Regions from separate parts of the Homo sapiens genome. Here region 1 is linked to region 2. The links are chromatin contacts, found by Hi-C or POLR2A ChIA-PET in ENCODE. All regions are on one chromosome and are shown on one strand. Each heading gives the region's core, a stretch centred on a gene start or an enhancer-like site at or near the end of the contact. The rest is flanking DNA. Distances are from core to core; before and after follow the strand shown. Region 1 overlaps LINC00987 (long intergenic non-protein coding RNA 987). Region 2 has its middle 36 kb from the start of KLRG1.

What was found. Hi-C counts contacts between places; a loop is a spot of excess contacts on that map. ChIA-PET counts read pairs that join two places held with the same protein, here RNA polymerase II (POLR2A). Pooled maps may share reads with other maps.
Region 1: a loop to region 2 is called in a pooled map, with 18 times the contacts of the local background. The contact joins two enhancer-like sites. A Hi-C loop is called at or near these places in 6 of 50 pooled maps. POLR2A ChIA-PET finds 5 or more read pairs at or near these places in 2 of 52 experiments (CD4-positive, alpha-beta memory T cell and Caco-2).

The regions. Positions count from the first base shown.
Region 1 is chr12:9,243,618-9,246,891 of GRCh38, forward strand. It overlaps LINC00987 (long intergenic non-protein coding RNA 987), which reads left to right. Exons shown (of 7, transcript NR_137434.2): 3 at 2,852-2,931. It also overlaps the pseudogene A2MP1. Among named protein-coding and RNA genes, the nearest start is that of LINC00987, 5.2 kb to the left of the region's middle. RefSeq lists silencers at 1,408-1,457, 1,468-1,517. Within about 2 kb of position 1,459, at least 4 of the 41 ENCODE cell types and tissues checked have a DNase peak (open chromatin) inside an H3K27ac peak, as active enhancers do.
Region 2 is chr12:9,023,382-9,026,736 of GRCh38, forward strand. It overlaps a transcript of KLRG1 not described here. Among named protein-coding and RNA genes, the nearest start is that of KLRG1, 36 kb to the left of the region's middle. Within about 2 kb of position 1,755, at least 3 of the 41 ENCODE cell types and tissues checked have a DNase peak (open chromatin) inside an H3K27ac peak, as active enhancers do.

The DNA of each region.
Region 1 (3,274 bases), core at 209-2,708, 220 kb after region 2:
TTAGCTTGATAAAAAAGAAATTGATATTCCAGAAATCAGAAGATATACATATATATAAGATATATATAATCTTTACATATTGTTAACATTATCTTAAATATCTTTATTATAATATTATTCTATAATATATCTTCTGATCTCTGGGGCATCACTTTTTAAAGATAATTATATACGTGTGTAATTATAAATACATATATGATATATATATAAGATAATAGAGTTAGATGTGCTCTTTCAAAACCTTAAATGCAATAATCTTATGAATTCTGGAAGTATTGACTATGTTTGAGAAACAAGTGACATGAGAAAAGCAGTGTTTAAGAGTATGCAGGACAGATAGAGGTAAAGAAAAGCTGGAGGCAAGGAAGTTAAATTAGAATGGTTTTTCAGTAATCTAGTTATGAAATAATGACAGACAGATTAAAGTGCTGTAACTGAAAATGAGAAGGAAGAAAAGGATAAGCAACAAATACCAAAAGAAAAATTTGCATAGAATATTACAGAACATTTGGGGTCAAAGTGTAACGATGTACTCTGAGTTTTCAGGTTTTCTGAATCATACCTTTGTTTCCATTGATCTGTTTTCTCTTAGGTTGGAAAGAAAATACACACTTGGTGAAATGAAAGTCAATTAATCATGCTTTTCAGTTTCTTTTTTTTAAACAAACATGCCATTAAAGGAATCATGATTTTTTTTTTTTCATTTTATGGTCACAATACCTCAGTGAGTTTGGTGTTGTCATTCTGACTTCAGATTTAAAGAAACTGAGCCTCTAAAAGGTTAAGTGAGTCTGCAAATTTCCAAAGTCACATAGTCATAGCAGATAGGAGTGTGATGAAAAATTGTCCCTTTGTTCTTAAAACAGTGTTCTTTTTTCACTATACAGGATTTTTTTTTTTTTTCTGGTGAGGAAATATCCTTAATGACTCCTTTGTTTTCAATTAGAACATTACTCCTTGCCTTCCCAGGCAGTGAATCTGCTGTATTAAAATGTGTTTATTCTTTTTTTTTTTTTAACACTTTTTACTGCCATCCTCATTTTTTATTAAAAAGTAAATTTGGTAGACATTCAAGCATGCAGAGAAAAATTTCTCTAGGCCTGATGGCAGTAGAAAAGAATTTTGAGTTAGGCCTTTTGCAACATTTCCTGATTTCCAGGTATACTTGAAACACACAAAGAGACTATGCAGAGGTAGCGTATCTGCCAAAAGTTGCATTACTCTCTTTTGCTCAATATTACATAAATCCCTTCTCTTTCCATAAGAAGATATGACAGAGACAGTTAATATCCACATGAGCCTTCCCATTTCTCAGCCTCCTTTGCATTCAGGGCAGGAACATGGGCGGAAGTGATGTATACCATTCCCACTCCTGGCTTTAAGAGTCAAGTGCAACCTCCTTCCCCATGGGTATGACCTTGAAAGCCACGTTGGCGATGGCAGAGTCACCAGAGGAAAGCAGACTGGTTCTCTCTGACTCACTGTTTGGCACGGGGCTGTTCTGGAGAGTGTCTGAACTCACAAGTAGATTTTGTGTGAGCAAAAACCAAACCGTTAGGTGCTTACCCGCTGAGATGTGGGAGTTTGTTTGTTACTGCCATTGAATCTAATTCTGACTAATTCAGGTATTGACTCCATCATGGACAAGGAAGATCTAAAATGGCAAGACTATTAAAAGCAAAAACAAAAAGTTAGTTGATTTTGATGTCAAAGAGAAAATAATAATTGCTTAAAAATCCTCTATTTGAGGAAAAAGTATTATTTGGGGCTAACTTACCAAGAAGTTGCTGCAGTCTCAAGATCCAATACTTAGAAAAACAGGTTTTCATCTTAAACCAACCCAATAAAGCACCATTTTTCTTCTATTCTGTCAGACAAATAAATCACACCTTTACCTCCTATTATGCTGATACGCAATCCTCGTGGTAGACACAAAGTTGGCTTATGGATTTTTGAGTTGGTAAAAATATCTAATCCTATGGACTGAAAAAAATTGTTAAAGCATAGCGGCAATCCAATCTTGAGACTGTAAGTAGTTTCTTGAATTTGTATTGTACTTTCACTATTATGTTACATATAGTTCATACGCTCATCATGAAAATTACACAAAATGAGGAGAGCTATTTATAAATATGAAAACAGAGTCATAGACGGTCAAGTTCATTAAGCTATTGAGTGAATAGGAGTGGGAATTCAAACCCGTTTCTGATTCTTATTTCTAAATATTGTCTGGTATAATCTAATGCTCTTTAACTCTTTTTTGCATCCATAAAACTGAATATTTTAGACTTAGATGTTTTCTTCTCTTCTTTTTCCCCATGAAACAAATATCTATGTCTGTGTATGCATATAAACAGCTCTCCTTATGGCTTTATTACAAAGAGCATTTTTTTGCTTGTTTCTTGTCATTTTAAATTGAAGGTTTGCATATCGGAGGTTGTTCTTTACAATCTTAGTAAACTCTGTTTTGTTTATGTTTTACCAGAAGATATGGCTTTTCCTGAATATCTATGCTTAACTCGTTCCTGTGGTCCTTTCCTCTTTTTTCTCAGTTTCTTCTAGTCGTCTCAAATGTCTGCATCTAAAACCCACATTCAGATGCCCACGGTTGTCTACAGTCCACCTGTTTCCAGCTTCCCCCTTCTTCAATGTTAGTCACAGATAAATATTATTTGCTATTTTATCTCAGAGTATTTGGGAAACTGTGGGACTCTTGAACACAGTTGTCAGTGAGGGTTGTGTACGCAACAGAAAGAAATAAACCAGAAATAAATATTTAGAGATTAAACAGCTGGTTAATAAACCAAGAAGTATTCTTTTCATCCTTCTACCATCTGATTTGTGATTCCAGAACGTCCAGAAGAGAGAGATTTAAATTGCTTTCAGCTAAGCTGTAGACCTCTAGCAGATGAACGACATATTTTCCTGAAGGTATGATGAAAGTTTTTAGTGCTTTTTGATAGTGATAAGATTTAATTTCACGACCTGGATAATTCTGCTCAGTTATAGTTAATACTAAAGAATTACATTTTTAAGACATCTTAACATTTCTAATACAAGTTTTGTTAATCTTTTCTTAATGAAAGACAACTTCAAATTTTCCTGGAATTTTACTGCCCTGTGAGGACTGAAGTTTTGCATTTTATGTATTCAATCCTGTATTCATTCAACAAGTGTTTTCTTTGTTTGTTTGTTTGTTTTGTTTTGTTTTGTTGTTTTTCTTTGAGACAGAGTCTCGCTCTGTCACCCAGGCTGGAGAGCAGTGGCGCAATCT
Region 2 (3,355 bases), core at 505-3,004:
ATTTTGGTGTTTTTTTTCCTATTCAATCTTTTGCATTATAGCTTATTCTTTTTGTATGTTGTTAAGGAAATCTTTGCCTAGTCCAAGGCCACAAAGGTTGCCTTAATGAATTCTTCTAGAAATTTTATAATTTTAGGTTTTACATTTAGGTCGGTAATGTATTTCTATTTAACTTTTTTTTCCTTTTTTTTTTTAAGAGATGGTCTTGCTCTATCACCCAGGCTGGAGTGCAGTGGCACCATCATAGTTCACTGTAGTCTTAAACTCCTGGGCTCAAAATCCTCTTGCCTCAGCCTCACAGCTAGCTGGAACCACAGGTGAATGCCACCATGCCTGGCCAATTAAAAAAAATTTTGTAGAGATGGGGTTTCACCCTGTTGCTCAGACTTGTCTTGATCTCCTGGCCTTAAGTGATCCTCTAGTCTTGGCCTCCTGGGCTGCTGGGATTACAGGCATGAGCCACAGTATCCAGCCTGTTTTTATATAACTTTTATACATGGTGTGAGATATAGGTTGAGGTTTTTTTTTTCTTATAAATGCCCAATTATTTTAGAACCATTTATTTAAATAAGTATCCTTTTTCCATTGAATTCTTTTGGCACCTATGTTGAAAATCAATTGATCGTGAACACATGGATTTTTTTTTTTTTTTTTTTTTTTTTTTTGAGCCAGAGTCTCTCTCTATTGCCCAGGCTGGAGTGCAGTGGGTGATCTCAGCTTACTGCAACCTCCTCCTCCCAGGTTCAAGTGATTCTCCTGCCTTATCCTCCTGAGTAGCTGGGATCACAGGTGTGCACCACCATGCCTGGCTAATTTTTGTATTTTTAATAGAGACAGGGGTCACTATGTTGGCCGGGCTAGTCTCAAACTCCTGACCTCAGGTGATCCGCCCACCTCAGCCTTCCAAGGTGCTGGGATTACAGGTGTGAGCCACCGTGCCTGGCCAACACATGGGTTTATTTCTGCATTCTCTTCTGTTCCTTTTTAAAATATATCTATCCTGTCACTTCTACCCCACTGTAATTTTATAGTAAGTCTATAAGTAAGAATATAGCGTAGTATAGTTCTCCAACTTTGTTTTTCTTTTTAAAAATTGTTTTATCTGTTCTTGGTCCTGAGGGTTTTACTACAGATTTTAGATAAATGTTCTTTTCATACATTTTGCGTATGTGTGAATATAATGGGGGAAATCACTGAGTTAATGGCAATATGCATTTTAAATTTTATAAGATAGCTTTAAATGGCCCCACCAATGTAAACTCTCCAGCGATGTATAAATTTGGGTGCCTATTTCTTTATACCCTCACAAGGCAGAGATAAGGTGAACCCCAGGCTCTTCATGATTATGATGACTTCACCCCTGGTTCCATTTTTGAAGGATAATGAGGGGTTTTTACCTAGAAGGAGGTCTTTCATATTCTTCACACTGGAACATCTACAATACACATCTTTCCCTTGCTAGTAATGCTCTCACAGGGCAAAGTTTTGGTGATAGTAAAGTCTTTATTTCTATATTAGCACTGAGAAGGGAAAGGAAGTAAAGAAGAGGGAAGAAAACTGGTGGCACAGAGGAAAGAGCATAAAAATGATGTGGTAAAAGCTAAAGAAGAAGTGGTTTTCAAGGGGGAGGGAGCACTTACTAGAACAAAATGCCAAAGAGTTGTAAAGTAACATAATGAGAGGAGAGTATTCAATGGAAATGGCAATATGAAGGTCATGTTTATCATTCTTCACTGGTGTGGTGGTGACAGGTGAAATTTCAGCAGGCTGATCATACAAGGTAAGGAAATGGAAACAATGAGTTTAGATGGTTTGAAGTCTGGTTAAGACAGGAAGGAAAGAGATAATATCTAAGTAGAGTCATATGTCGGGTCAATAGATCTTAAAATACAGATAGAAGACAGTAACACATTTTGTAACTTGAGGTAACAAAATTATGTTGAAAGGGAGAGATTAAAAATGCATGTGGGTGTGGCTGGGTACAGTGGTTCATGCCTGTAATCTCAGCACTTTGGGAGGCCGAGGCAGGCAGATCACTTGAGGCCAGGAGTTTGAGATCAGTCTGGCCAACATGGTGAAACCCCGTCTCTACTAAAAATACAAAAATTAGCTGAGCACGTTAGCACATGCCTGTAGTCCCAGCTACTCAGGAGAGTGAGGCACGAGAATCACTTGAACCCAGGAGGTGGAGTTTGCAGTGAGCCGAGATCGTGCGACTGCACTCCAGCCTGGATGACAGAGTGAGACTTCATCTCAAAAAAAACCCAAAAAATATGCATGTGAGAGAGGATGCTTTATAGACCAAGATTCTTGAGTCAGTGGATGAATATGAAGCTGACTGGACAACTGGAAGAAGTAACCTTGGGTAGAAAGAGTGCCCCTTCCCCATGGAAGAAGGAAAGATGGGTGAGGATTCTGATGGGTTTATTACAAGTGATAGGGAAGTAAACTGTTATTACCTGGTGAACTTCATTTTCTCAGTGAAATCAAAGACAAGGTCATATACTAAGAAGGAGAGAGGAAATAATAGGTTTGGGGGTCTATGGACAGCAGAATTTTTGAATAATCACAAAGGGGAAAGAGAGGCATCTGCCTAGAGACACGACATTGCTGGGCAGCCCTGCGAGCTTGGGTGAGGCAGGGGGCCGAACATTTTCAGTGATTTCAATCTGTACTATTGCACGGTTTTTGGCAGCAGCCTACATGGGATTTGTCATAATAACAGAGAAATCAAATAGCAAGAAGGATGGAGGGAGAGGATGTTACAGAATGGTTTCAGGGGAAGAGAAAAGGTGTCAGAAAAGAGAAGTAGCCAGAAGTAGGCAAGAAACCCAAATAATAGGGTCCCTGAAGTGAGGGACATGTATAGGAAAAGATTTGGGAATAATAGTGTAGGAGATGAAATAAAACACCACAGTGAACATTTTTGTACATGTATTCTGTTTTCTCATGTTTTGAAAGCATGAGCCAAAAACGTATGCCAAAACAAAAATGTTAATAGATACCACTGGATTACTTTCCAAAAAGACTGAAGCAGTTTTACTGCCACTGGCAACAGATGAGGGTACTAGTCCTAGGTCCTTCTCAGCTCCATGTGTTCTCAATGTTTTAAATTCTGGCTAATTATTATTATTACTATTTTTGTGGGGGAAGAAGGATGTTATAGCTTTGTCATCATTTGTGCTTTCCACACTATTAGTGGCTTTGAGCATCTTCTCAAGTAAGTTAGTTATTTGTATTTCCTCTGAGTTACATGTTTATATCCTTTGGCTATTCACTCTATCAGGGTTTTTTTCTTTTTTTCTTTTTTTGTCTTTTTTCTTATCAATATGTAGGCACTCTTTGAGGCACATGC